Regions from separate parts of the Homo sapiens genome. Here region 1 is linked to region 2. Evidence: chromatin loops called from intact Hi-C (ENCODE). Cell type or tissue: breast epithelium. All regions are shown on one strand. Links, peaks and the distances in the headings refer to the core of each region. The heading gives the core; the rest is flanking DNA. Region 1 has its middle 9.7 kb from the start of CLK4. Region 2 overlaps COL23A1 (collagen type XXIII alpha 1 chain).

Region 1 (15,499 bases), core at 6,724-10,723, 93 kb before region 2:
AATAGTAAACATGTTCTCTTCCCTGCTCTCACCTTTTCTCCCAGCAAGTCACCTCTGGTACCCTTCCTGATATTAGAGATGTTGTCCTTGTTCCAACGTCATGTCTCCAGTGCAGAAAAGGGCTTTTCAGGTCACCTTTGATGACCCCCAGACAGCCACCTGGTGTTCCTCCTTGAATCAAGGAATTTGCCTGCAGCAGCATGAAGGGGAATAAAAGAGTGAGGTGAGATTGGTGGGCTCCAGGTTTCCCACGTGTGACTCAACTAATCCCCAAACCTAAATTACAGGCTGGTGTGTAGAGCCTTCACCATGAAGGCCCTTGGCAAATATTTAGATTGGTTTTAAATAATCAAACAATTATTTATAGGAAGGCATAATAATTATATATATGTTCTCAGGATGAGTGGATAGCTGCTAGGTTTTCTTTCTTTTTTTAGATTGAGAGATATAATACATATACAAAAAGAGCAAATTAAAATATATGGTAGAAAGCAGGGCTCAACAAACTTCTTCTGTAACTAGCTAGATAATAAATACTTTCATCTTTGGCGGGCCATACATTCTGTCATAACTATTCGATTCTGCCACTGTAGAGGGAAAGCGGCTATAGACAAGAGGTAAGTGAATGGGTGTGGCTGTACTCCAGTAACACTTCACTTACAAAAACAGTCAGCAGGCCAGATTTGGCCTGTCTGGCCGTAGCTTTCCTATAGTGTCTTAGTCCATTTATGATGCTATAAGAAAATACCACAGACTAGGTAATTTACAAATAACAGAAATTTATTTCTCACCATTCTGGAGGTTGGAAATTCCAAGATCAAAGTACTGGCAGGTTGGGTGTGCCTGGTGTGGACCTGGTCTCTGCTTTCAAGATGGCGGCATGGACACTGTTTTCTTCGGAAGTGAGAAAAGCTGCATCTTCACTTGATACAACAGGTAGAAGGGGTGAACTCATCCCCTCAAGCCCTTTAATAAGGCACTAATCGATTCATGAGAGCACAGCCCTCATGGCCTAATCACCTCCTGAATGCTCCACCTCTTCATACTGTTGCTTTGGGTATTAAGTTTCAACATGAACTTTGAAGGAGACAAAAACTTTCAAACCATAGCACATAGAGTTGAAAACTCATAAAACAAATACAAAAGCAATCACTAAGCCAAGAAAGAGAACATGGCAAGTACTCACAGGACTTAGACATAAGAATAGTAGAATTCCAGAGAAGGTTGGATGCTCAACTCCAGTAGGTTTACTATGCCAAAGTCAGGATCCTAATTGGGAAGGAATAGGAGCCTGACACTGGAAATAGGGATATCTGTGTTGACGCACTAAAAAATCTTGCATTATTAGATTGCTCTGAACCTCCTGGGTCTGCAGAAGTGGCCCGTTCTTCCCTGTTAAAGGTCAGTGCTGCTTCCATGCTTGAAGATGTAAAGAAGATCTGGAGGCTTCTGCTTTAAAGGAAAGCATGCACCCTTCTCAGGATCAATCCCCTCTTCCCCAGTCCCAAGACCAGTAACTAGGGTCAAGCTACAACATAATCTGGCCAGGCAAGTGCTGGGCCTCTTAAGGGAAGGAAAGAACCGTAGGCAAAGGAACTGCAGGACCTTGCCAACAAGTACTTGCAGGACAGTTCTGCAGATGGCCTTGGACCAACCCAGTTCTCTCCTCTTTCTTACTTGCAGTTCTCAGGAAAAACCATAGAATGTGCTGGGAACACAACAATGTGAGATAAGGAGAAGCTGGCTGGAAAGGCCTGGGCTCTGTTCCAGTCCCCCCTACCCCAGAAACAGGATGTCCTTCAATGCCTTATTCCAGTGAGTCATGTTGCCCTGGGGCATAAAACCCAGGTTGCACTTTCTTCCATGGCCCTTTGGCTGCAGTCCAAGTGGAGCATACACACCACAGCAAGACTCCAATCCAACCTCAGGGGGCTTTCCTGAGCCCTGGGGATTAGCTTCCAATGAATCCTGGGCTTCCGTTGTCCCTTGCTTCCTATGAGTAAGTAACAAACCCTCTTCATGTAATTTATATGTGGGTGTTCTGTCTTACCAGATTCAGACAGTGTGGTAACTAGAGCACAGTGAACTTGCTTCACAGCACTGGCAGGAGCTGAAAGAGGAAACATGGGCTGGATCCCAAAGGTGCTCATTGAGAGCTGTGCAACAGAAGCCTGGGAGGGCGAGTTTATTGATACGGGAGCCCTCTGCTGTGACACAGGATCTAACACCGAGGCAAGGCCCCTGGGAGACAAAGCTAACGTGCTGCTACAGATGAAGCCTGGGGAAAGTGCCTGTCACCCTGCAGGAAGTGCAAATGCTGCAAATGCTGTGGAAAATGGCAGATGAGGGGAACATAAGACCCAGAAGGAGATATGCTAGAGGGTGTGCTCTACTCATCAGCTGACTCTGCCTTGTGAGAGGGCCTCGAAGAGGCTCCATCCTTCAAGGAGATAAGGAAAGTGCCGATGAGAAGGTCACCAGCATAACCGAGAAGCTCAGTGGGGGCCGTCCTCTGAGGCCAGCCATGACCATAGGAGAAGCTACTCGGGATTGAGACCCAGAGCGGGAAATGACTACGGAGCAGGTCTCAGCTTTGGTGTACACAGCCCTGTCCCTTGGGCTATAAAATCTGGAAGACCCTACAGTATTAGAGATATCTGTGATGTGGCAAAAACACCACGAGGAGAGTCTGTGCTTTGTTTCCCCACAATTCTACACTCTGTGGGTTGAGAGGTCTCAGGTCTCAGAGGGACGATGCAGAAAGACACAGAAAATGTCCCATTAAACTTCAAGCTACAGCTGACCTGTTGCCCATTCATTTGAGCGTCTTGTGCCGAGAGATTAGAAGGCAAGAAAAAGAGTCAAGATCCCGCCAGAGGTGACTAACCCTGATGATCAGGAGGAGGCCGGACTGCTGTTACACCATGGGGATGCGAAGGATAAGTGAGACACTGAGCAACCCATTCGGGTGATCTCGGTACCCTCTTTCCCAGCCTTTGTTTTTTTTTTTTTTTGAGACAGAGTCTCGCCCTGTCGCCCAGGCTGGAGTGCAGTGGGGTGATCTCAACTCACTGCAACCTCCGCTTCCTAAATTCAAGTGATTCTTCTGCCTCAGCCTCCCGAGTGGCTGGGATTACAGGTGTGTGCCACCATGCCCGGCTAATTTTTTTGTATCTTTAGTAGAGATGGGGTTTCACCATGTTGGCCAGGCTGGTCTTGAACTCCTGAGCTCGTGATCTGCCTGCCTTGGCCTCCAAAAGTGCTGGGATTACAGCCATGAGCCTCCATGCCCAGCCTCTTTCCCAGTCTTAACAGTAAATGGACAAGAAAGTAAGCCGTGGCCTGAGAAGGACGAGGTGACTAGAGGCTTAGAACACACAGGGTTGAGGGCCTGGGTTACCTTCCCAGATGAGCCGCCAAGACCAGCAAAGGAGCTAGCCACAGGTGCAGAGAATCTAAGCTGGAAAGTGGAGGGAGACAGTGGGTACCAGCTGTGGCCTGGAAACAAGCTGCAGCAGAAGGGGCCAAACCTCATCCCATTAACCCATCAGGAAAAGAGACCAGCCAGAAACCTGGAAGAGTAGCTCCAGATGGCAAGGGCTTACTGCAGTGGAAGGGTGGCCTGCAGTGGACACGGTGCTGTGCCGCCCATATCCCACTTCAGGACCAGTGCACTCACTGCTCTGGTTGCCAGCTTACAGATGAGTCATTGTCTAGAAACTGCCCTCAACCTAAGGAAGCTTCTTTCTCAAAGCTACATGCCTTCCCTGGGGTCAGCCTACCTCTAATGACTGGTCAACGTTGGAATATAAAGATCGGGACCTCCTAACTCAACTGGGATAACTGTGAAGGGTGACTTCAGACCCAGATTTCCTGAGAGGACCAGCTGAAGCAACACATGTGCTCACCTCAAGGTGCTCTTCCTGAGAATACTCCTTATGAAACTTCGTGCCACAAATATCAGAGTCTCGGAATCTTTTCCGGAGGCACCCGGCGTATGGAGATCTGTTCCTGGGCTCTCTGTTCTGTTCTGTTGGTTTACTTATCTATCCTTGTGCCGACATCATGCTGTCTTAGTCACTATAGGTTCACTACAATCTCTGTTAGAGCATGTGCTCTCGCCTTGTTCTTCTTCAAGTCACTTGGCGAGTCGTGGCTCTTTGTAGTTTTATCACTTTTTTTTAGAATCAGCTTCTCAGTTTCTACAAAAAGCCCCATTGGGATTTTGCTTATAATTGATCTAATGGATCAATTTGGAAAGAATAGGGGGCAGTATTTTTAATATTGAGTCTTTTACCCAGTGAATTTGGTATCTTTATGTAGGTATTCCTGAAGATCTCTTAGTAAAGTTTTATCATTCTTACCATAAGGTAAAATGGTAGAAATGATAAAACTTTGCTAAGATATATTGTTGACAGAAACATATTTGATTTTTTTACACTGATTTTATATCCATCAACTTTGCTAATGATTTACAGGTTATGTTGTGCATTTTCTCTTTCTTTCTCTCTCTTTTCTTTCTTTTTTTTTTTTTTTTTATTGAGACAGGGTCTGGCTCTGTTGCTCAGACTAGAGTGCAGTGGCACAATCTTGGCTCACTGCAACCTCTGCCTCCCAGGCTCAAGCGATTCTCAAACCTCAGCCTCCCGAGTAGCTGGGACTACAGGCCTGCGCCACCACGCCCAGCTAATTTTTTTGTATTTTTTGTAGAGATGTTGTTTCACCATGTTGTTCAGGCTTATCTCAAATTCCTGAGCTTAAGCTATCTGCCCGCCTCGGCCTCCCAAAGTGCTGGGATTATAGGAGTAAGCCATCATGCTGGGCCTTATTTTGCATTTTCTTTTTTCTTTTTTTTTTTTTTGAGATGGAGCCTCGCTCTGTCGCCCAAGCTGGAGTGCAGTGGTGAGATCTCAGCTCACTGCAACGTCCGCCTCCTGGGTTCAAGCAATTCTCCTGTCTCCGCCTCCCAAGTAGCTGGAATTACAGGCACGCGCCAACAGGCCCAGCTAATTTTTGTATTTTTATTAGAGACGGGGTTTTACCATGTTGAACAGGCTGGTCTTGAACTCCTGACCTCAGGTGATCCACCCACCTCGGCCTCCCAAAGTGCTGGGATTACAGATGTATTTTCCATTTTCTACACATGCAATGATAACATCCACAAATAATAACAGTTTTTTTTCTGCAATTCATTTATTTATCTTTCTTGTCTTAATGAACTAGATAGGCTATCCAGAAAAACATTGAGTAGCACTGAAAAAGGCTGAAGGTAAATGGAGAATAGCATAAGATATACCAGATTTTGTAAGGCCTTGTTGGCCGGAATAATGGTTTTAAATTTGTTTTAAATAAACTTAGAAAATTTTGATAGCTTTCTGTAGAGAAGTAATGAGTTCAGTATTTCTAAGACTTTTCCAACTTCTGGATGGATAATGAATTACAGGAGAATAAAGAGTGGGGGCCAATCTCATTCATGGACATAGACACAAAAAGCCTTTAAAAAATTGCAACAATGACCCAGAAAAGTATAGTATATAAAAGGTTTTTCCACAAAGTAGCTTAAAGTTAAACTCTAAATGTAATTTTATATTACTATAAAAATCATGCAATCATCTCAAAAGAAGAATAAAAAGCAAATAAAATGCTCACCAAGAATGTGAGTGTATGAATTTGAAATGGAAAGGAACCATCTCAATCTAATGAAAAGTTGCTATCAACACCTGTTACGGACAGCATTCTTAACAGCAAAATGTTAACAATATTTCTTGTAAGCTCTGACAAGACAATGTTGCCCACGATGACTGCTTCCATTTGTAGCTGTACTGGTCGCCTTAGGTAGCACAGTAACAGAAGAAAAATAAATAAGAGGTGTAAAGACCAAGAGGTGAAACAAGCCCATTATTATTTGCAGATGATACAATCTTTTACCTAGAAAGCCCCAAATAATTTAAAGACAGGAAATTAGACATGACGAGAGAATTTAGCAAGGTGACAACACATAGGATTAATATCTAAAAACCAGCAGCATTTCTTTACTCTAGCAACAGTTAAAACTGTGTGTCCAATCTTGTAGCCACTAGCCAATGTGGCTATTAGGCACTGAAAATGTAACTGGTTCAAATTGAGATGAGCTGTAAGTGTAAAATATATATCAGATTATAAAACCTTGGTACGAAAAAAAAAAAAAGAAAACAAAATACTTCATTAATAATACTGATATAGGCCAGGCACAGTGGCTCAGGCCTGTAATCCCAGCACTTTGGGAGGTAGAGGCAGATGGATCACCTGAGCCCAGGAGTTCAAGACCAGCCTGGGCAACATGGTTAAACCCCATCTCTACAAAATAATAATAACAATATTGATATAAATTACATGTTTAAATGATATTTTTGATATATTAGATTAAATTAAAACAGAAAATTTTGAATTATACCCATGGGGAGCTTCTAGAAGAACAGAGAGAGGACCTTTACACATTCTCTCCCAAAAGCAGCAACTAAAAAATAAATAGCAAATTACTAAAAACAATTACTTTGGAACTCTGGAAATTAAGCAAAGGCATACAACAAGCTGAAAATCATTTATTCAAGAGAAACTATTGAACCTTAGTAAGATCAACAAAGTGTGTGACACATCGTCTTAGAACTGCTCCCGTTCTCACTTCCCCCTGCCCTTGCCCCAGCTCCATGGTGCAGTGTTGGTGGGACTGGCTGCCTTACTGGTGCCAAAAGGGGCTGAAATGATTTGGAGCTTCAAGGAAAAGCTCTGTTTCCTTGGTTTTTTGAAAACAATAATATTTGGTAGCAATCAGAGGCCGGCAGAGCATGGAATCTCCTAAGGCTGTGATAACAGTTGGGGCAAGCAAGCAATCAGCAAAACATTTAAAAGGGAGATCTAGGGAACAAGACAGGCCCCAGTTTATACTCGCATGTGACCGACCTCGACACCCCGTACAAGCAGGAAGTGAAAGCTGAGGCAGATTTGTTAACCTGTTGAACGTTGAACACATTCCTCAACCCACACACAGGTTCCCTGGGCAATGGGTGGAAGCCTGGCCAGCTCAAATCGTTTAATCTTGTGTTAAAGAAAGAGCTGATGAAAGGGTCATCCCTTTAAGTATCAAGCAATTCTTAAAAGGGACAACCTTGCTTGTGAAAATAAAAAGAAACTCTGGCCCGGGAGCGGTAGCTCATGTCTGTAATCCCAGCACTTTGGGAGGCTGACGTGGGCAAATCACCTGAGGTCGGGAGTTCGAAACCAGCCTGGCCAACACGGTGAAACCCCGTCTCTACTAAAAATGCAAAAATTAGCCAGGCGTAGTGGTGCATGTCTGCAATCCCAGCTACTTGGGAGGCTGAGGCAAGAGAATTGCTTGAACCCAGGAGGTGGAGGTTGCAATGAGCCAAAACCATGCCACTGCACTCCAGCCTGGGCGACAGAGTGAGACTCCGTCTCAAAAAGAAAGAAAGAAAATAAAAAGAAGGCCGGGCACGGCGGCTCACGCCTATAATCCCAGCACTTTGGGAGGCAGAGGCAGGCGGGTCACAAGGTCAGGAGATCGAGATCATCCTGGCTAACACGGTGAAACCCCGTCTCTACTAAAAATACAAAAAATTAGCCAGGCGTGGTGGCAGGTGCCTGTAGTCCCAGCTACTTGGGAGGCTGAGGCAGGAGAATGGCATGAACCTGGGAGGCGGAGCTTGCAGTGAGCCGAGATCTTGCCACTGCACTCCAGCCTGGGCAACAGAGCAAGACTCCGTCTCAAAAAAATAAAATAAATAAAATAAAAATAAATTCTGAATTGTAATGGATGATTTTTATGACACTTGCCACTGCTATCTTTTGAAGTGGGTTTTGAAGAATTTTATTCTTTTACATAGATTTTGATCAAGAGATGTAAAATAATACTGAAGAATGGAAAGTTATTCCTTGAAAGATGGTATTATGTGCTTCAATGGATCAAATTGGAAGATCAGTTTTCAGTTATTAATTTTATGATAACAGATGTTCAATATATATGCAGTATGGATATATAGCTGTATATGTGTGTATACATATATAGCTCATATTAATGTTGAGAGTATTTTCTCATTAATGAGTTAATAGACAAGAGAATGAAACAAGTTGATACGACCACTGTAGAAACTATGTAACAATGCAAATGGAACGTAGATTGTAACTGCAAGGAATTTTATAAGCAAATTCTGCAAAACTAGGAACTGTTAAGGAGAGCCAAATCATCAGGGAAATACAATTAAAGAGAGAGCACTTAGATACTTAGAATTTATTTCAGATAGGAGGCCGGGCACCGTGGCTCACACCTGTAATCCCAGCACTTTGGGAGGCTGAGGCGGGCAGATCATGAGGTCAAGAGATCGAGACCATCCTGGCCAACAAGATGAAACCCGTCTCTACTAAAAATACAAAAAATTAGCCGGGCGTGGTGGCCGGTGCCTGTAGTCCCAGCTACCCGGGAGGCTGAGGCAGGAGAATGGCATGAACCTAAGAGGCGGAGCTTGCAGTGAGCTGAGATCGCGCCGCTGCACTCCAGCCTGGGCGACGAGCAAGACTCTGTCTCAAAAAAAAAAAAAAAAAAAAACAGGATTGACTGTGTATAAATATTTATTGGGGTGAACATATTTCCACAACATACTGAGAAGAAAAGTTATAACATCAAACTTAACTAAAATCTTGAAAGTGTTACCAAAACTAAGGCTGATTTGATAAAGTTTTATTGGAAGCCAAATGTGAGGATTGACCTGGGAAGACACACCAAGAAGGCTGGCACATTCTAGAGTGTGCTACAAGGTGGAAGGCTTTTATAAGAAAGTTTAGGAGAAGGGAGTGGACTCCTTCCCAGAGGAGTTGTACCCTCTGCATTGGAGGGTACAGTATAGAGATTACAATCATTGGCTACAGATGACTGCATGCAGGCTACAATGTTCTACGTGCAGGACAATCAGTAAAACTTCAGGATTCAGAAACAAATCAGTGTCTTGTTCAACGTCAGTGGGTTATGCATTAATTAGTATGTCAAGAATCTGAGGAACTCACAAGAAGATTCTTTGCTCAGGACAGAAGTTCATCAGGAACCACAAGTCCTCCCCAGGCAGGTTAATTTGGAAGCCTGCCAAATATGACCTGTAGGTATTAGAAGAATTCCCTTCGCAAACAGTGATAAGGCAAGGATGCCCATTATCATTACTTCTAAGGGAGACAAGGTGGTAAAATAGGAAAAAGAATATAGCCCTTGGATCTAGAAAAACTCTCACTGGTGGTGAACTGGAATGAGTTCCAGGTGGAGGTGAAACATTGGCTGATGCAGTAGCTGGAGGCACTCGAATAGCATGGGGGCAATGGCAATTATAAGAATTGTGTAAGAGTTGTCTGCTTTTGGTTATTTTTAAAACTTTGAGGCCAGGCTCAGTGGCTCACACATGTAATCCCAGCACTTTGAGAGGCCAAGGTGGGCAGATCATTTGAGGTCAGGAGTTCGAGACCAGCCTGACCAACATGGTGAAACTCTGTCTCTACTAAAAATGCAAAAAAATTAGCTGGGCGTGGTGGTGCATGCCTGTAGTCCCAGATACTCAGGAGGCTGAGGCAAGAGAATTGCTTGAACCCAGGAGGCAGAGGTTGCAGTGAGCCGAGATCATGCCACTGCACTCCAGCCTGGGTGACAGAGTGAAACTCCGTCTCAAACAAACAAACAAACAAAAAACTTTGAAGAAGGAAAATGACAAGCTCAGGTCAGTCAATTGTAAGTTAAAGCACATTGTAGAGACAGAAGGCCTGTTGCGGCCATAGGGAACATTGTGTTGAAAATCAGACCAAGGATTTAGCTGTCGGGTGGCAAAGCTGCAGAGGAAACGGAATGCCGAGCCTCAGTGGTCTCCTATTCCAAGTTCAGACCTCTGAGAAGCACATCTCCAGTGTGTTTCATATATTGTCCTTCCAATCTTTCCTCAAGTCACTTACTCAGTCGTACACGTGGCCTTGAAAATATGTAGGGTAGTTGTGGGTTTTTAAATATCCGCAAAAATGGTTTTGTAAATCGCGAGTTTTTTTCTCCACTCAACATTAAGTTTCTTAGGTCTGTTCATATGCTATACATAAATCTAGTTCATAGCTTTTAACCGATATGCAGTATCCATATATATTTTCTAGTTATTCATTCCCCTAATGATGGATCTCTACTTTGTTTCCAAGTTTTTCTTCCTATGACAAACAAAACTTCCATGAGCATGCTCACAATTTCCTCATGGAGTTCAATGAGACTCGCAGGAGGTTTTTATCCCATCCTTCACATGTCTGGCTTCCCCTTTTCCTTTAGCTTCAACTAAAACGTTACAGCTGCCAAGAGCCCTTTTCTGAGCAGCCCACCTAAAATAAGCCATCCTCAGTTATTCTTTCAGTCTCTAGTTTGTTTCTTTCATAGCACATGTAAAACATTGAAGTATTTTATTTATTTCCATTTTTTTCTCTCTCCCACTACATCCTAACCTCCATGGCGATAGGCACTTTGTCTTATATACTTTTGTATCTTTAGCGTCTAGAACAGTATGTGGCATACGTAAGTGCCCAATAAATACAGAAGGAAAGAAGGAAGGAAGGAGGGAGTCTGTCGGTCAGCTGGAGTGCAGTGGTACCATCTCGGCTCACTGCAACCTCTGCCTCCTGGGTTCAAGCAATTCTTGTGCCTCAGCCTCCTGATGTAGCTGGGATTACAGGTGTGTACCACCATGTCTGGCTAATTTTTCTAATTTTAGTAAAGACAGGATTTTGTCATGTTGGCCAGGCTGGTCTCAAACTCCTGGAATCAAGCAATCTGCCTGCCTCGGCCTCCCAAAGTGCTGGAATTAACAGGCGGGAACCACCATGCCCAGCCAAAAGGAGAGAGTTCTTGAAAGAAAATTTGAGAATGATTCAAAGGAACTTGGTTGGTTGGGACCTAAGGAGAGAAAGGCCAGTAAGAGATGACCCTATTTAATGGGGAATGATTTGGCACCTTCAGAATTGTGAATTCTGATACTAAATTTTAAGCTGTTTTCACTTCTGTGCTGTACCCACCCTCCAGTATCTCAGTCCCCTCTTATCGTCAGTGATATGTTCCAAGACCCCCAGTGGGTGCCTGAAACCACAGACAGTACTGAACTCAGTTGGCATCGATTGGAATACGTTTCTGTTCATGTCTCCCACCCACAAATGTAATCCCTTTTCCATCTTCACTAAGCACTCATCAGGCACTGTGGCTATAACTTATGCAGTTTGAGGTACAATAGCAAAACTAGCATGAATTTCTTTTTCCTTCACAATTTTACAAATAGAAGACTTGCTCTCGTTGTAGATCTTGGCAATCTCAGGATATGATTTTACTTTCTTTCCTTAAGTCGAGAACTTTCACCTTTCCACTTTAACGAAGCACTTTGCAGCCTCTCTTTGGCATACCCAAATTGCCAGCATCACTACTGTCGTGCATTGGGGCAAGAATTATTATGAATAAGGGGTACTTGAACACAAGCACTGTGATATCCTCCCAGTGGATCTGACAACCCAGATGGCTACTACGTGACTGTCAGGTAGGGGATACAGCAGGGATACACCGGACAAAGGGAGGATTCACCACACGGGCAGGAGGGAGCCAGGCAGTGCAAGATTTCACGAAACTACTCCCGACAGTGTGCAATTTAAAACATATGAGGTTTTATTTCTGGAATTGTCCATTTAATATTTTCTGACTGCAGTTGACTGCGGGTAACTAAAACCATGTGAGGTGAAACCGAGGATAAATGGGATGACATGGCTGGCTCTGGGTCCTCACCCAAATCTCATCCCAAATTTTAATCCCCTTAATCCCCACGTGTTGAGAGAGGGACCAGGTGGGAGGTGATTGGATCATGGGAGTGGTTTCCCCCATGCTGTTCTCCTGATAGCAAGTGAGTTCTCACGAGATCTGATGCCTTTATAAGTGTTTGACAATTCCTCTTTCACACACACTTCTCTCCCCTGTTGCCTTGTGAGGAAGGTGCCTGCTTCCTCTTCTGCCATGAGGCCTTCCCAGCCACGCAGAACTGTGAGTCAAACTTCTTTCCTTTATAAATTACCTAGTTTCCAGGAAGTTCTTTATAGCAGTATGAAAACGGACTAATACAAGGAGACTCTTGCATCCTCAAAGTTTTAAGCCTATTCCTCATTAAAGCTATGTATTAATAGGCTTTGGGAAATAAAGGACAAAGGATCTGTGTCCATAGTTGGCACAAAACTTTATGAAGTAAGGACAGCAATTGCAGATGAGATAGTATAGGGGAACTGAGAGATGGAACCAGAACAGAAATCAGAGTAAGCCGTGATGGGGGCTACCAGAAAAGTTAATAGCCTCTCCAGAAGTCATCAGAATACTCTGAAGGATGCTGTACTTCCTATAATTACATGAAATAGGACATTGATATTTATACATTAAAATAAAGAGTAACCCTAGAAGATTGAGAGACAAATATGTTACATATTTTCATACTTTTATGTAGGATTCTACAATGTTCCTTAAATATTTAGGATTTAGGTAAATATACTTTCTCTTTAATGGTTTCATTGGATGGTTGAATAGTAAACCCTAATTTACTAATGTGAATGAGAAATGGCCTCTAAAGCTGGGCGCGGTGGCTCACGCCTGTAATCCCAGCACTTTGGGAGGCCGAGGCGGGCGGATCACGAGGTCAGGAAATCGAGACCATCCTGGCTAACACGGTGAAACCCCGTCTTTACTAAAAAAAATACAAAAAATTAGCTGGGCATGGTGGCGGGCGCCTGTAGTCCCAGTAGTCCCAGCTACTTGGGAGGCTGAGGCAGGAGAATGGCATGAACCCAGGAAGCAGAGCTTGCAGTGAGCCGAGATCGCGCCACTGCACTCCAGCCTGCTCTTGCAAATGTCTCTGTATATCCAGGCTTGTCCAACACAGACCTATAGATTGTCCAAGACAATCACAGTCTTTAGTCTGATATCTGATCTACAATGATAACACAGTCAACCAGGAGACTTTTATAAGAAGGTTTAAATGCTGGGGGAAAATCACTAAGTAGATTCGTCAGAGAAAACACATCTGGGAAAATTTTTTCAATGTGATTTGAATCAGATCAGTGTTGGGGTACAATGACATAGGGTAATAAGTGACAGACATTAGGAAATCAATAAGACATTTTAGGGACTGCTCTGAAACCCAGGGACTCCACATCAAGCCAATAATTGAAGTTGACAGAAACAAATCTCAGTTCAATTCCTGATTTTCTATATCAATGGAGAGGGATGATATGGCTAACCCACTGCAGCTAAGAACCCATTACTGAGTCTGCTTAAATTGTTACTTCCTCTTTCAAGGGCGTTTGGGCATGAAATGGCAGGACATATGTTAAATTGTTGATATGCTACAGTTTCTAGAACCAATAGCATGAGAAGTCCTGAAGGTTACTGCAGTCTGTGTGGCAGTTGTATCCAAAAGGCACATTCGGCTGTGACTCAGCTCTGAGACCCTTTCCTTGGTGGTAGCAGAAACTGACAAGGAGGCTGGAAAGACCAGCCTATCATATTCCCCTACACAACCTCTGAGCTAAATCCCTCCCTGGACCCTTCCACTCCCCACCTCACATGTACACTGCGAAGTGTGCTGTGAACCAGAGAATGCTTCTAGCACCGTTTGGTGCCACTGAATCTTGCTTTATAGATCAGGAAACACTGGAGGCAGCTGGGATGTTACTCATCTGGGACAGTGTGGGATGCCTGGGAGACCCTTTGTGACTCAGTGTTAAATAGCAAATAAGGCACTGAGACTTTTAGTGACCTTGATGTGCTGGAGATAAACAGATCCATTGTGTCATCGTGAAAAGCCTTCAATGATATATTACCTTGGAGAGTGGTTTTTTAAGACACACCTTTGATCTTGCTGAAAGATGGACTCAGCATGTTTGCTCTAATGACTAAGTGAAGTAAGTTGCCACGTACTTTGTTGTGTAAGTTGAAGCAGTCAGTAGAAAGGATTAAATGCAAGAGCTTTGGAGCAAGCAAGATCTGGGTCTGAATCCTGATTCTGGGACTTGATAACTGATCTAGGGCAGATAACCAATGATCACTTGATAGGATTCAGATGATTAAATGAGATCATGTATATGAAGTGGTTAGCATAGAATGAGCATTTGATAGCTAAAAGCAAGTCTAATTAGTAAGTATCAGTAACCAGCAGCTAATAACAGAGGCTATAACTGCAAAGGTTTATACCTTTGTAAAGGTTACTCTATACGGTAATAAGCTTTTGTTTAATTTACACAATAATTTAGACTTTTACTCTAAAACCTGGCTCTCATATATGAGTGTTTTTGATGTCTGAAGTTAAGCATGTCGTATACATATCCTAGAATATGTGATAAGAATATTCCTTTGGTTGCTCTTCAAAGCTAAAAATTTCTTTTTTTTTTTTTTTTGAGACAGAGTCTTACTGTTACCCAGGCTGGAGTGCAGCGGCACGATCTCAGCTCACTGCAGCCCCGCCTCCTGGGTTCAAGCGATTCTTCTGCCTCAGCCTCCTAAGTAGCTGGGGGTACAGGCACCCGCCACCATGCCCAGCTAATTTTTGTATTTTTAGTAGAGACGGGGTTTCACCATATTGGCCAGGCTGGTCTCGAACTCCTGACCTCATGATCCGCCTGCCTCGGTCTCCCAAAGTGCTGGGATTACAGGCGTGAGCCACCGTGCCCAGCCAAAAAAATTCTTAAACTAGTTCTTTTTGTTTTTGCTTTTGAGACAGGGTTTGGCTCTGTCACCCAGGCTGGAGTGCAGTTGCACGATCTTGGCTCACTGCAACCTCTGCCTCCTGGGCTCAAACCATCCTCCCACCTCAGCCTCCCGAGTAGCTGGGACCACAGCCATGCACCACCATGTCCAGCCAATTTTTTTTCTGTATTTTTTGTAGAGATGGGATTTCACCATGTTGGCCAGGCTAGTCTTGAAATCCCAGGCTCAAGTGATCCACCCACCTCTGCCTGCAACCTGAGATTACAGGCGTGAGCCACTGTGCCCAGCCTTTGACTAGCTGCTTGGACACATCAGTTAACTCAAAGGTTTTTTTGGACATACTGTTCTTGTGTAGAGATGAAACCACTGGATTAGGCAGTGTTTCTGGTATTGGTAGTAGATTCTCAGAAATTTAGATAAACCTTTTCATTAAGTCTTGCCAGGTAACTGACTTAATAGGAAGGGTTGAGGCTGCCACGAAAGGGTGGTAAGCTAACTGGTGCAGTGATGCTGGGATGAAATGTCTACCTTTAACTTACTCACTTTGACCTTAAACCAACTGAGCAAAATGGCCCAAAGCAGCTTATGTAAACAACCTACAAATATTTACTGGGTTCTAGGCCTGAGATACCAAAGACAATATAAATCAGGTCCTTGTCTCCAAACTCAGCACAAAGCCACAGAGAGTGACTAGGGGCACCATAGTGCTGCATCACATAG
Region 2 (15,499 bases), core at 6,803-10,802:
AAAAATAATTAGAAGTCTTCTCTTAAAGCATAGTTTAACCACCTGAGTCTATCAATTATAAAATGTGTCATGTCCTATAAATAAAGATCTTGAAGTTTCTGTGCTGACCATTGGAATCTGGAGATGTTCTTGTGACCACTAGATGGAGCCCATTATACTCATTAAATTCTATAGAAATTGAACAGGAATGTAAAAGAAAAATAATTTATATATATTTAAATATATAAATATAAAATATATTAATATAATATATAACATATAATATATTAATATATATTTTAAAATTACTAGAAAGCACACAAAAGTTCAAACCAAGAGCAGTGACACACAAAGTTAACCACCTGCTCTGGTGTTTCTCTCCAAAAATGGAAGACCCTCAGAATTTTCCAGATGGTTCCAGAATCAAGCGGTTTGCTGTTGGTTTGGGGAGATGATGAAGATTCTGTGAAAGGTAGACTATCTGTTAGAAAACAGATTTCTAGAACATTTGCCACTGACCCAGTACTTACAGAGCACCATCAGGTTTAATTGTAGTGGAGAATCCCTGAAACTCTGGGAAGACAAGACCAGAGCTGTCTTGACCCCAGCTTGGCCAACTCCGTGCCAACTATTGAGTGACAGGTGCAGCCTTTTACTCTGTGGGGTGTCATTATCACACGCCCCCCTATGCCAGGAGCTCACCCACATGCTGTAGCGGCCTTTCCTGGGGGACAGGTTCAGTGCAGTAATACTATCTGGCTTCTTACCTGACTTCTTATGCCGGGGTATATTCCACATGGATTGAAGATCTAAATGTAAAAAATACAACCATGGCTGGCTAGACAAAAATACGATACATCACTTTTTAAAATTACGCAGTAGAAACAGATTTTATAAGCCTGGCACTGAAGTCAGAAACCATAAAGCCGTGCTTCTCAACTGGGACTGTTTTGCCCCCAGGAGGTCACATGGCAGTATTTGGAGACATTTGTAGTTGATCATACTTTGTGGGTGCTACTGGCATATGGACTAGGTAGAGGCAGGGGTGCTGTTGAGTGTCCTACAAAGCCCAGGACAGCCACCACCACAAAGAACTATCCGGTCCCAAATGTTAGTAGTGCCCAGGTTGAAAAACCTTGCCATAGAAGAAAACATTTCCTTGAACATTTTAAGCTTAAAAGGTTAAATTTTCTGTATAGACAGAAAAATCTTCTTTAGTTTACATATTTGGGCAAAAACTAAGTGAAGTTATGTGAACTCAGATCAGCTCTCACAGATAAAACAACTTGCTAGGTTTCCTAGTTTCCTGGGAGTAGAGCACTTCAGATTCCAGAAATGATATATTTGCACATTATGGTAATTTGCTAGAAGCAAGAATGGAGTCTCATGGAGGTATCTGATCATTCTTTTGCCCAACCAGATCCTTTCTTTACTTAATATTAAAAAATAATTTTAATTTTCATTACAGAATGTTTCAAATATATAAAAAAGTACAGAGAAGAATATAATACTGATGTCCGTTTCATCTAGATTTAATGAATAACATCATTTTCTCATGTTTGTTATTTTGTTGTTAAAGAAATTGTTTTTGTTTTTGTTTTTGTTTTGTTTTTTGAGACAGGATTCTGCTCTTGTTGTCCAGGCTGGAGTGCAATGGTGCAATCTCGGCTCACTGCAACCTCTGCCTCCCGGATTCAAGCGATTCTCCTGCCTCAGCTTCTCACGTAGCTGGGATTACAGGAGCACACCACCACGCCTGGCTAATTTTTTGTATTTAGTAGAGACAGGGTTTCACCATATTTGTCAGGCTGGTCTCAAACTCCTGACCTCAGGTGATCTGCCCACCTCAGCCTCCCAAAGTGATGGGATTACAGGCATGAGCCATCGTGCCTGGCCAAGAAATGAAATGTTTTAGACAGAGCCAAGGTACCAGTTCCTCTCCCATTCCCCTATTCTCTGCCAGGCAACAAATGTCTTGAGTTGGTAGCTATACTTTTTCTGCATGTTTTCTGTATATTATATTTTATTAAATATGTGTACCATGGCAATATATTTTATTGTCCTACTACTTGTTATTTGTGTGTCTTTTCATCTGTTTTATCCCTTCATTTTTTTTTTCAAGAAGTATTTGTATGGGTCCGGGCATGGTGGCTCATGCCTGTAATCCCAGCACTTTGGGAGGCCGAGGCGGGTGGATAACCTGAGGTCAGGAGTTCGAGACCAGCCTGACCAACATGGTGAAACCCCGTCTCTACTAAAAATACAAAAATTAGCCGGGTGTGGTGGCATGCGCCTGTTATCCCAGCTCCTCGGGGCTGAGGCAGGAGAATTGCTTGAACCTGGGAAGCGGAGGTTGCAGTGAGCCGAGATCGTGCCATTGCACTCCAGCCTGGGCAACAGAGCGAGACTCCATCTCAAAAAAAAAGAAGTATTTGTATGGATGCTTGCAGGTCTAGTCATTTCCTGTGACTGTCGTTTCTACAATGGAGCACTGCAGCATGCCATCGCAGTGTATGAACATACTACTATTCATCTCGTCTGCTGCTGATAGACATTTATTTTTATTTAAGTTTTTGTTGTTTTTGCTATTAAAAAGCCTTGATGGACATTTTTAAAAATTCTGTATAGAAAGCAAATGCCACCTTAAGTTTGAAAATAAGTGACAAAATGAAAAAACAATTTCAACACATACAACAAATACATAGTTAATATGCATGAGATATAAAGTGCTCTTATACAAGAATAAGGACAAGCCAGAGGCTCTAGTAAAGAATGGGCAAAGATGGGAAACAGAGGTTGCAGGGAGCCGAGATTGCGCCACTGCACTCCAGCTTGGTGACAGAATGAGACTCTGTCTCAAAAAAAAAAAAAAAAAAGAATAGGCAAAGGATGTGGATAGGGATCCCCACAGGACATTGGCAGGACGTGGAGGTGGACTGAGTGAGGGGGAGCAAGGGAGAGGGAAGATCGGGTGACTCCCGGTTTTTGGATGATGCCCAGATTTTTGAGTTGGGAACTCACTGGTGCCACTTGCCAGGATGAGAGCAGGACCAGGATGGGGACGATTAAGAGTTTGTTGAGATCTGTTAATTTTGGCATGACTGTGGGACATATGAGAGGAGATATGCAATCAGCCCTTGGATTAAATGGCCCAAAAAAGGTGGAGGCAGCAGTGCAGGGCCCGGCCGGAGTGGGCATTTGTCACAGTGATTCTGACTACATCTGTACACACGGTGCCGGGAGTGATGCTGCTATGCTGGCTGCCTTCCTTAGCCCAGAGTCCAGCAGGCCTCTTTGTTCTTTACAGAGTTTGCCAAGGTTCCCCAGAGAAACAGAACCAATAGGGTGTGTGTGTGGGGGTGAGGGGGGGTATGTGTGTGTGGGTGTGGGGGTGGGTGTGTTTGTGGGTGGGTGTGTGTGGGTGGGTATGGGGGTGTGTGGGGGGTGGGTGTGGGTATGTGGGTGTAGGTGTGTGGGTGTGTGTGGGGGGTGGGTGTGGGTGTAAGTGTGCGTGTGGGATGTGTGTATGGGTGGGTGTGGGGTGTGGGTGTGTATGGGGGTGTGGGTGTGGGTGTGTGTAGGTGGGTGGGTGTGGGGGTGTGTAGGTGGGTGGGTGTGGGGGTGTGTGTCAGTGTGTGTGGGGGGTGTGTGGGGGGTGGGTATGTGGGTATAGGTGTGGGTGTGGGGGTGTGTGGGGTGGGTGTGTGGGTGTGGGGGGTGTGTATGGGTGTGTGTGTGGGTGTGTGGGGGGTGGGTGTGTGGGGGGTGTGTATGGGGGGTGTGTGTGTGTGGGGGGGTGTGGGTGGGTGTGTGTGGGGGGTGTGTGTGTGGGTGGTTGTGGGGGTGTGGGTGTAGGTGTGTGTGGGGGTGTGTATGGGGGTGTGTGGGTGTGTTTGTGGGTGTGAGTGTGTGGGTGTGGGGGTGTGTATGGGGATGTGTGGGTGTGTGTGTGGGTGTGTGGGTGTGTGTGCCCACACGTGCATGCATAAAGAGATTTATTTGAAGGAATTGGCTCACGTGATTATGGGGACTATCAAGTCCAAAATCTGGCCCAGGAGAGCCAATATTCTTACCCATGTTCTTTCCCATGTTCTCGCCACCCGCCTTTTTTCTCACTGCCGGTCATAGAGGTGACTTGGGCCAGGGCTCGGCTCTGCTGAGTTCCGAGTGTGCCCCAGGGGCTGATGATTGAAAGTCATTTGCATTTAGCTCGGTGCTGGCGTGAATCAGATACTGTCGGGGTACTTGCCACTCAGTGTCACGGAAATGTATTCCCTACGGGGAAATAGTTTGGAAATACCTTCCCTGAAAAGCCTTCTCTACCTTTTGCAGCTGACATTTCCTGTTTTACTTCCCAAATTGCCTGAATTGAGCAGAGTTTGGGAGCTCTGTGGACCCAGGCGCTCCCAGAAGGATGCCCCCCAAGCTTGGAAGGCCACTCTGCATGCGAGCGGCTTCCCTCCGGCTTCTCTGCCCTGGAGCCCCTGTGCCTCCTCCGTGTTCCTCCAGGGGCCTCACACAGGCCCCTTGTGCTGCCCCACAGCTCGGGTGCCCCTGGCCTTGCAGAGATGGTGCCCACAATCTCTGCTGTGAGCCTGCCAAGCCCACACCTTTGGCACGGAGTTGCCTCAGGCTGCCTTCTGTCCTTGTGGGGCTGATGGAAGCGGGTGTCACGGACAGAAATAGCTGCCCTTGCTACATGGTACAAATAGGACTGGCTGTGGCAGAAACCTGGACAGTTTTCTGTTTTCCCTTCATCCTTGCATTTGGTTCCCTCATCCCAGTCCCACTCTGCCCTCGTGAACCCTCAGTCCTTTTACCTCATCGTCCAGTAAGTGTTAGTGGCGCGTCACCGCAGCCAGGCCCTGGGACGGCCCCCAGTGTCAGGACGAGGCAGCTCTGGGGGGCAGACGGCCAGCTTTGCAGGGTCTGCACCCTCATCCTGGGAGCAGAGAGGAGGGAGGGGATCCAGGGAGGGTCCTGGGAGAAGAGCTGAGATGGCTGGTGAACAAGTTAGCATCCTGTGGTTGCTGGCAACAGAAACCAGCTCCTCTGCCTATCTAGACAAAAGTGGCGAACAGTGGAAGAAATGCATGAGGATTGAGGCTTGGGAAGGATGGGGTGCAGGGTGGTTCCGGAATTTAGGCAGGAACGGGATCTAGGAATGGAGGGGTGATACCCCCACCTCGGGAACAGGAGGCCTCTTACACATATCTGCCCCCCGCCACCCCATATTTCATGTGTGCATGGCTCTGTTTGAGGTGGAGGGGAGATAGAGTCTTACTGGCCAGGTGGGGACCCTGTGGCCACCCCTCAGCCTGAGGCTTCCAGGGCAGGGCTGAGACATAGGGTGAGCACCTCCCGGGCAGCCTCCCGGCTCCTTGGAATCTAGGGTGCCTCGTGGAGGAGGGGTGTCAGGGTTTGGATGCAGGTGGGCCCAGCTCTGGGAACTTGAGCCAGTTACCTAATTCTTAAAACTCTCCAACTCCTTGTGCATAAAATGGGGTAATACGATGTACCCTATGGGTTTGTTTTGAGGATAAACTGAGGCAAGTTTATGTGGAAATGCTTGGCACACAGTAGGCATCAAATATGTCTGTTCATGTATCCCTGTGGGAATCGACCTGTGGACCTCAGGCAGTGGGATGTGGGGGTGATAGGAGGGAGCTGTGCCTGCAGCTTGTGCCAGGGTGCAAGTTCCTTCTGTGGCTGCCCTGTGGAAAAGCACATCATCCCTGCTTAGACCCTCGGTTCACTTGGGGCCAGAATCCCTCAGCAGACCTTCTGCTCAATCATGGAGAGAAAGCAACTCCTGGCTTTTAGGAGAGCCCTTGAACTCGAGGTTCCTTTTGCTGCCCTGTAGGTTATTGGCAGGCCGAGTGTTAAAGTCCTTTTCTTCCGTGTCCCCTTGCAGTTTCCCAAAGGCTCTTGTTCCTCCCCGCCCCTGGCACCCACTGTTCTTTTCATTCTTTTCAGTTCTGCCTTTAGAAATAGGACTGAATGCTGGGAGAGCTGCCTTCCCTGTGAGGTCATGAGTTTCATGACACTAATGGGCTTGAAGTGGCCTGTTGTCCGGTCATGTCTTTAGAAGTAGCCTCGTGCGGAACCTGAGCCCCCTGTTGGGCCAGCACAGGGAGAGGCTCAAAGTGCCGTAGCCTGAGACTGTGAGGGGCGTGGGGGCTCAAGAGGAGGGCATAGCCCAGGGAACAGAGGATGCCCAGACCACCCATGAGGGGCACCCGCCTCCCCCATCAGGAACTAGAACACCCCCCACCCCCTCTATGGCCCTCATACTGTGGGGAATGTACTACTTTATTTATTTTTATTTATTGTTATTGTTTCCTTAGAGTCAGGATCTCACTCGGTTGCCCAGGCTGGAGTGCAATGATCACGGCTCACTGCAGCCTTGAATTCCCGGGCTCAATGATCCTCTTACCTCAGCCTCCCAAGTAGCTGGGACTACAGGCACGTGCCACCACACCTGGCTAAATTTTGTTAATTTTTCTTTTTTTGTTGTTGTTGTTCTAGAGACGGGGTTTGCTGTGTTGCTCAGCCTGGCCTCCCTGGTCTCAAACTCCTGGGCTCCACCAATCCACCCGCTTTGGCCTCCCAAAGTGCTGGGGTTACAGCTATGAGCCACCACGTCTGGCCCGAACGTACTACCCCAGTGGCACGGGGGCAGCAGGTGACCTGGAGGCTGAGCCCACAGTGCCTCTGAGCTTTGCCACTTACAGGACTGGAAGGTGACCGCCCCTGATCGTCACCTCCCATTTGTGGCACCGCCCGTCTCACAGTGGGGATAGAGGCCGGCTGTGCTGGCCAAAGTGCTTGCTCACATGTCAGCTGTACCCAGGAGGGACATGCTTCCTAGCTGTACCTCTGGGCCTCAGAGTACTCACAGCGGGGGTGGCCACCGGTCTTGCTGTTTTCTGGGGCAGGTGGAGAGAACAGGGGACCCCATCTGAGGGAGACTGCTCCCCACCGCCATGGCAGGTCTTGGGCTTAATTTTCAGGAGGGCAAAGTGGTGCCTCCCAGCTCCCCGGCCCTGCGCCTGCGTCCTCCCTGAAGTGCGCATCCGCCGACTTGCCTTCCCCGCCTTGGGATCCAGGAGCTCCAGCAGGGGCTGGGCTGGGGGCTCTGTAAGCGGCGAGCTCTGTTCCCTGGGCACTAGTCCCTTTACTTCAGTGGGAGGTGGTGGGGTGGGAAGGGGAAGGAAGGGTTGCATGGGAGGGGACTGTGTGGGGTGATAAACTCAGGTGGGAAGAGTGCTTGCAGGAGGAGGGAGAGTGTAAGGAGGGACATGCCCCGGAGATTATGCTGTGGACTGAATCTTGTGTCCCAAAGTCATATGTTGAAATCCTAATCTCCAAGGTAATGGTGTTAGGAGGTGATTAGGGTATGAGAGTGGAGCCCTTGTGATGGGATTAGTGCCCTTAGAAAAGGGACCCCAGGGAGCTTTTTCACCCCTACGACCCTGTGAGGTTATAGGGAGAAGGCATCATCCATGAACCAGGAAACGGCCTCACCAGACGCTGAATCTGCAGGCGCCTTACAGCCTCCAGAACTGTGAGCAATACATTGTCCTTGTTTGTAGGCCACCCAGTCTTTTTTGCAAGCCACTGGTAGGTTTTCTTAGAGCAGCCCCCACAGACTAAATCTGTAAGCCATGCAATTCATAGTATTTTGTTATAGCAGCATGAACAGGCTAAGACAGGCCGTTTTGGTGAAAGAAGGTGGAGGTGATGGAGGAGGAGCTGAGAGATGCAGGCCCAGGTGTACTGGTATCTGCCTCCGCCACCCACAACACCAAAGGTGGAGACTCAGACCCTGCAGCCGCCTGTGGAAGGGTCACAATCCCCCGGGGCTCACTCCAGGCATTGTTTAGGACTATTAGGAGTGGCTTATTTCATAACTGAACACGCCTTTTTCTTCTTCCTGAAGAACCCCTATGGCCCCAGTCTTTTGAGCAGGCTGTCATCCTTTTATTTTTTTAAAAAAGGACTGTTATAAAAACCAACTATAGGTCAGGCGCGGTGGCTCACGCCTGTAATCCCAGCACTTTGGGAGGCCAAGGTGGGAGAATCACCTGAGGTTGGGAGTTGACGACCAGCCTGGCCAACGTGGTGAAACCTTGTCTCTACTAAAAATACAAAATTAGCAAGGTGTGGTGGTGCATGCCTGTAGTTCCAGCTACCCGGGAGGCTGAGGCAGGAGAATCGGTTGAACCTGGGAGGCGGAGGTTGCAGTGAGCCGAGATCGCGCCATTGCACTCCAGCCTGGGCGACAAGCGCGAAACTCCGGCTCAAAAAAAAAAAAAACAAGCCAATTATGCTCTCAAAAGGATCTCACTCTCCAACCCTCGAACACACACAGCTCCACAGTTAAAAGAAAGTCTCCCTGTACTCGCATCTCACCACCCCATCTAATCCCATGCCCTAGGATGTCAGTATTGTATGAGTGTAGTCTGTGTTCTGTCAGAGCTTTTGCTGTGCTTTAACATATGATACACATTTTAATTTTTACAGAAATAAAATAATGCATGGTATAAACACACTTTTAAAAATTGTTTTGACTTCGCAGTATAGGAGCACCATTCTCTGGCAGCCCAACCTAAATGAACCCCAGAGGCCCGGCCGTTCTTACTCAGAGACTGTTCAGATTTACACCAAAACGCCATCAAAGGAGTCAGAGAGGGAACTCTCCCCAGAGCTCCCAGCCCTCCCCTCCCCCTTCCTCTCCACCTTCCCATTTTTCTGTCTAGAGCTCTGGTATTTTTTCTTCCCTGCCTTCCTGGACCTCTTCCACATTTCTTTCCACACCAGTAGTTTTCACCCTTTCCGATGTAAGAGCCTTCTGGTTTGTTTCCAGCACTCTCTCACTCTGGTCTTTCTGTTCTTTCCCCCGGTCAGCCAGAGGGATGGCTGCAGTGACCAGCGCAGGCCCTTCCTTCAGGGGCAGAAAGGCAGAGGGTCCTCACACACTTAATATTCTGTGACTCTGCCACCCATTATAGCTTTTGTCACTTTAATAAACTTATCAGTACCTCTGATGTCTGCCGAATTTTTACAAACTTTTTATTAAAATGTAACCAGCTACAGGGCCGGGCACGGTGGCTCACTTTTGTAATCCCAGCACTTTGGGAGGCTGAGGCGGGCGAGACCAGCCTGGCCAACGTGGCAAAACCCCGTCTCTAATAAAAATACAAAAATTAGCTGGTTGTGGTGGCGCGTGCCTGTAATTAGTTGGTTGTGGTGGCAGGTGCCTGTAGTCCCAGCTACTCGGGAGACTGAGGCTCGAGAACTGCTTGAACCCGGGAGGCGGAGGTTGCAGTGAGCCAAGATTGTGCCACTGCACTCCAGCCTGGGCGACAAGAGTGAAACTCCATCTCAAAACAACAATAAAAAGATGTAACCTGCTACAAGCAAGAGCACATATCGTAAGTTTGCAGCTCACACCTGTGTCCAGGCCAAGAAACAGCACCTGGCCAGACCCCCACAGACTCCCCTAGTGTCCCCAGGGCACATAATCCCGATTTCTCACCTAAGAGACTGGTTCTGCCTGCATTTGAACTTCATATAGAAGCACGTGGTATGGATTCTTGTGTCTGCAATTCAGCATTGTTTGTGAGATTCATCTATGTTGCTGCATGCAGTTGAGGGTTATTCATTTGTGCATTGTTGTTGGGCATTTGGGTAGTAACCAGTTTTTGTCGTGAAGAGAGCTGCTGCGAACAATGTAGTATATGTCTTTCAGTGAACATACGTATGCATTTCTGTTGTGTACAAACCTTACAGCAGAATTGCTGGGCGTAAGGTATACATATGTTATGTTTAGTAAATAGTTCCAAATCTTCTGAGACAGAGTCTCACTCTGTCACCCAGGCTGGAGTGCAGTGGCAAGGTCTCAGATCACTGCAACCTCCACCTCCTGGGTTCCAGCGATTCTCCTGCCTCAGCCTCCCAAGCAGCGAGGACCACCACACCCGGCTAATTTTTGTATTTCTGGTAGAGACGGGGTTTCACCATGTCGCCCAGGCTGGTCTTGAACTCCTGGCCTCAAGTGATCCACCCGCCTTGGCCTCCCAAAGTGCTGGGATTACAGGCATGAGCCACTGTGCCCGGCCCCAAATCATTTTTGAAAGAGGGTGATAGTCCCACCCAGTGTGTTTGACAATTCCAGTTGCTCTGCATCCTCCCCAACACTTGGATTTTCTGTCTCTTTTCTTTTAGTTATTCTGGTGGCTTTGTAGGTCTGTTTTTGGATCTTTTTGCTGTTCTGTTCTATTTGTCTATCCATGTGTCGATACTGTTATTTTAATTCCCAAAACTTGATAGTTAGTATTGATAATAGAATAGAGGTTAGATTTTCAGGATTGCCTTGACTGTTCTCAGTCATTTGCACTTCCATAGAAAGTTTAAAATGTTTGACAATTCCCTTAAAAATAAAAAAGATAAACAGCCCTGCTGAGATTTTTAAAAATTATTTCTTTGTTTCATTTTTTGAGACAGGGTCTTGTTCTGTCCACCTAGGCTGGAGTTCAGAGACGTGAACATGGCCCGCTGGAGCCTGGACCTCCCAAGCTCAGGCGATCCTCCCACCTCAGCCCCCTGAGTAGCTGGGACCACAGGCACTCACCAACACACCTGGCTTCCTTTTGCAGAGATTTTTTTGTAGAGATGGAGTCTCACTGTGTTGCCCAGGCTGGTCTTAAACTCCTAGGCTCAAGCCATCCTCCCACGTCAGCCTCCCAAAGTGCTGGGACTGCAGGCATGAGCCACCACGCCCAGCCACCCTGCTGAGATTTTGAATGAGATTCATTGAATATGTATTAATTTAGACAGAGTGACATCTTTACACTCTTCAGGCCTCCGATTCATGAACATGGTATCTCTCTCCATGTATTTGAGTCTTCTTTAATTTTGTTTGATAATGTTTTATAGTTTTGAGAGTAGAGGTCTTACACATCTTTTATTAGATTTATTCTTAGAATTTAATTTTTTGTGTGTGAACTTGTGTAGATAGGTAAGAATTTAAATGTTGTGTGAATATTAAATAATAATATTTTTAAAATTTGCTTTCTGTTGGTGATGACTTTTCATGTTGGTCTTGTATCTAGTTACCTTGCCACATGTACTTGTTAATTCTAATATTTTTAGATTTTCCATGTATCTTCTACCATACCATCTATAAATAATTAGAGTTGTGTTTGTTCCTTTCCAATTCTTATGCCTTTTGTTTCTTTCACTTGATTAATTGATTGTCTAAGACCTTCAGTAGTGCTGAATAGAATTGGAAATAGCAGGCATCCTGGTTTCATAACTGAACTCAGAGGAAATATTAAAGGGCTTTTGTAAAAAGTGATGATTAGGTGTTACAGTTTGTCAAATAGTGTTTCTAAATTTATGAGATGATCATATGACTTTTCCCCCTTTTTTCTGTCAAAACAGTGCATTATATTAATTGATTTTTAGGATGGTAACCACGCTTGCATTCCTGGAATAAACGCCAGTTGGATGGGATATATTATTTTAATATGTTGCTGGATTCAATTTGCTAATCTTTTGTTTAGGATTTGCATCGGTCTTTATAGAAAGATGGTCTAATATGTGTTCTTCTGTGGTCCAGTTTTGGTATAAGGTTATGCTGGTCTCAGAACAAGTTGGGAAATGTTACCCCATTTCTATTCTCTGGAAAAAAATGTGTAAGGTTTAGTGTTGCTTTTTTTCTGAAGTGTTTGGAAGAATTCACTGGTGAAAATATCCAGGCCTAGAATTTTCTTTAGATTTTAAGTAATTAAGTCACATGTTTTAATAGAGAACTCTGCTTCATTATTTCTTTTTTTTCCCTTTCTTTCTTTTTCTTTTTTTTTTTTTTTTTTTTTTTGAGACAGAGTCTTGCTCTGTCACCCAGGCCGGAGTGCAATGGCGCAATCTCAGCTCACTGCAACCTCCGCCTCCCGGGTTCAAGTGATTCTCCTGCTTCAGCCTCTCAAGTAGCTGGGATTACAGGCACTGTCACCATGCCCAGCTAATTTTTGTGTTTTTAGTAGAGACAGGATTTCACCAGGTTGGCCAGGCTGGTCTCGAACTCCTGACCTCAGGTGATCCATCCACCTCGGCTTCCCAAATTGCTGGGATTACAGGCGTGAGCCACCGTGCTCGGCCTCATTATTTCTCATAACAGCTTTATTAAGATTGAAGTCAGACACCGTACGGTTCATCTGTTTAAAGTATGCAATTCAGTGGTTCTTAGAGTATACACAGAGTTGTGCAACCACTTCCACAGTTATTTTCAGAACATTTTCATTGCCCCACACAGAAACCCTGTCCCCTTAGCCGTTAACCCCTAAGCCCCTTCCTACAGGCCCTGCCAACCACGAATCTATTTAATTTCTCTAAAGCCTTGCCTTTTCCGGACATCTCATGGAAATGGAATCACACAACATGTGGCCTTTTTCATCCGGCTTCTTTTACTTAGTGTAATATTGTCAAGGTTCATTCGTGCTCTACTATGTATCCATACTTGATTCTTTTTTTATGGCTGAGTAATGTTCTGTTGTATGGCTACTCCACAGTGTGTTTATCCTTTCATCAGTTGATGGACATGTGGGTTTCCACTGTTTGCTTATTAGGCATAGTGCTGCCATGAACATTCTTGTACAAGTGTGTGTGGGAACATATGTTTTCATTTCTCTTGGGTAGATAGCTAGGACTGGAATTGCTAACTCACGTGCTTCATTATTTTTTATTGCTAAATAATAATAGGGATATACCAAAGCATATTTAACAGCTACCTTATTGATGGGCATTTAGTTGTTTAAGTTTGCTGTGAAACAGTGCTCCAGGCTGTGCTACTCAAAATGTGGTTTGCAAATGGATGCCAGCCCTTGAACTGTTTGTTATGGTTCTCTAACAAGATTAGAATAGAAATGGAGAATGTGTGGAAACTTTTATGAAAGCAATTTAAACAGTAATTTTATGTCTACTGAATCTAATTTTTTAATAAAATGGGCAAGTACTTTTATGTTTTTGGTTATTTAAATTTCATTTTTCTACCCCATCATTTTAGTGTATTTTATAAAAGCGTGGGTCCCTGACAAACTGGAAGTTAGAAAGATAAAAAAACAAGCAGCTTTTCACTCCAGTTAGGTAGAGAGGCGTTAAGTTTCTTCCAGTGTGAGCTTCTGCGGGAATCTGCCTAGAGGTGGAATGCCCAGCCCTGAGCGGTAAACGAGCCCTCTGGGGCTCTTGTGTGAGGAGGAGGGAGGAACATCTCCCCTTCAGCTCCTCTGTGCTCAGGATGATGATGAGCTGTAGCACAGATGAATAGACAAACAGAATGCAGCATATCCATACAATAGCATACGATTCAGCCTCAGAAAGGAAGGAAATTGTGGCACAGGCTGCAAACGTGGATGAATTCGACTAAGCCAGTCACAACAGGACGGATACTGTGTGATTCCACTCATAGGAGGTACCTGGGGTGAGTGCCAGGGGCTAGCCAGGGAGAACGGGGACAGCTTCTGTTTGGGAAGTTGAAGAGCTCTGGAGGCGGACGTGGTGATGGTGGCACGACAGTGTGAATGTACTTACCGCCACTGAGCCGTGCACTTGTGGCTGCCATGGGAAACGTCATGCCACGTATTTTACCACTTAAACGTCGTGCCGCGCACGTTTCACCACGTAAACGTCATGCCGTGTATATTTTACCACTTGCACACACAGTTTCAGTAAAGAAGGCGCCTGTCATGGCCTTGCCCTGTGGCTGGATGCTGCCCCACAGCCGCCTTCGGCAGACCGTGGTGTCCATTTTACAGAATTGTCACCCAGACAAGAGAGGGACAGGTCCGGCCCTCATGTCTGCTGAGTGGGGAGCCCATGCCAGCACCCCCTGCCACAGACTCCCTCTGAGGACACCCCTTGTCCTCCGTCAGTCCCAGGCATCTGTGGACACTGTTCTCCTCTCCTCGGTACTAGTTCTATGACCCAGGAAATATCGCTTGCCCTTCACCCAGCCCCACCCGGCCTCGGTTTCCCCATCTGTGAGCTGCTGAGGCCAGTGGTTTCTGACTCTGAGTGCTGGAGCTCTTTCTTCTGGCAGAATCTGAATACGACCCCGGGCCTCAGGCCCACACTGGCAGACCCTGAGGGTGCGGCAGGGAGGGGGCCTCGCAGGAACCTGATGGCACGTCTACAAGCCCCAGACCCCCCTAAGAGAAGTCTAGAGATGGGGACACGGGTGGTCAGGGGTGCTCCTCTCCCTGTCACCCCCGGCCTGTATGTGGGACCCCCTCCCTCTACGCCTTCCATGGAAATCATGTCACCCGCTGTGTTCCACAGCTCAGAGGTGTGAGGAGTCTGGCCCAGGCCAGTGCCGTATGTGTCTCTGGAAGGTAAGCAGGAGTGGACCGGAAGAGCAGAGGAGCAGCCGTCGGCGGTGAGGATGGGCCTGTGTGGCTCTGCAGGGTCAGATCCTAATGGCTGCTCCCAGTGCAGGCCCCGTGGTAGAACCATAAATCAGCCCAGGTGTCACCAGGGCCTGGGGCGGAGGGCTCAGTAGAGCTGTGGCTGCCAAAAGCTCACATCTGGCTCTCCAGCTCTGACCCAAATGTGCATCCTCCACCCCCTCAGCACATGCCCCACCTCCCCGGGAAACCTCTGGGCTGTCCCAGCCCCTCCCAGAGCCTCTGTAGGGTCATCATCGCTTTCAAGAATGGGACCGAGCCGCATAGGGATGCCCTCATCGCACCCTGAATGGGCCTGTGCAGCAGGTACCGGAGCTCAGGGCCTGGGACTCAGTGCTGTGGGCCTAGAAGTGTGAGGCCATCAGGCTTGGGAGGCTCCCAGCAGGCCTCAGACCTTGCAGGGGACTGAGGGTGACTGACTGCACCTGTCCATGGTCTGGATGATGCATCCGGTGATTGGTCCTTATTGTACAACCTGTAGACAGTGTGGACACTGAAGCAGAGGAAGCAGCCACACCTGGGACCCTGACATCAGATTCGGGCCCTGTGGGTTTTGTGAGCATAGCGAGGAACTGTGCTAGAGTTTCCCGGTGATGTGGTCGGGATGTGAGAGGCTCTCTAAGCCCCACTGGGGCTTTCCACGCCGGTCCATCCCCTGGTCTGTCAGGGTGCTGTTGTCTCCATCTCTTCGTGGTTCTCCCGTGAGGAGGCAGGCAGACCGGGGAAGCCACACTCCCCGAGCACCCCTGCGGCATGAGCCGCGTCCCCAGCCGAGGGTGACGACAACCTTGTGGGAATGGCAGTGAATTGTTCCTCAAAGGAGATTTCTGTATTGAAGGCCCATCCTCCGTAGTGGCTGCCTTGCTGGTGGCCTCAGAGCCAGGGACAGCCTCTGGCAGACCAGATCCCTGGGGACAGTTTCCACCTCAGAGGGTTGTCAGCATTTTACCTGGAGGAAGGCCCGGGGCCTGGCCCTTGCCCTGATGGGTCATGACCCTCTCGGGTCCTGGGAATCCAGGGGTCAGAACAGACAATGGCAAAAGGTGGCCGGAATC

Evidence for each region. Peaks named below come from ENCODE experiments on the same cell type or tissue, not always from the same donor. Only the 100,000 strongest peaks of a DNase experiment are listed, where the experiment ranks them.
Region 1: a loop joins it to region 2, with 10 times the contacts of the local background. A loop is called at or near these places in 1 of 110 quality-filtered maps.

What each region holds. Positions count from the first base shown.
Region 1 is chr5:178,629,032-178,644,530 of GRCh38, reverse strand. No RefSeq gene overlaps it. Among named protein-coding and RNA genes, the nearest start is that of CLK4, 9.7 kb to the right of the region's middle. RefSeq lists enhancers at 1-1,176, 13,246-14,445 and a silencer at 13,689-13,983. In breast epithelium, for the core only: no CTCF peak of the experiment used is centred there; a DNase peak (open chromatin) is centred at 9,110.
Region 2 is chr5:178,535,910-178,551,408 of GRCh38, reverse strand. The region is part of intron 2 of COL23A1 (collagen type XXIII alpha 1 chain); the gene reads left to right. Among named protein-coding and RNA genes, the nearest start is that of COL23A1, 47 kb to the left of the region's middle. RefSeq lists a silencer at 7,047-7,341. In breast epithelium, for the core only: no CTCF peak of the experiment used is centred there; no DNase peak of the experiment used is centred there.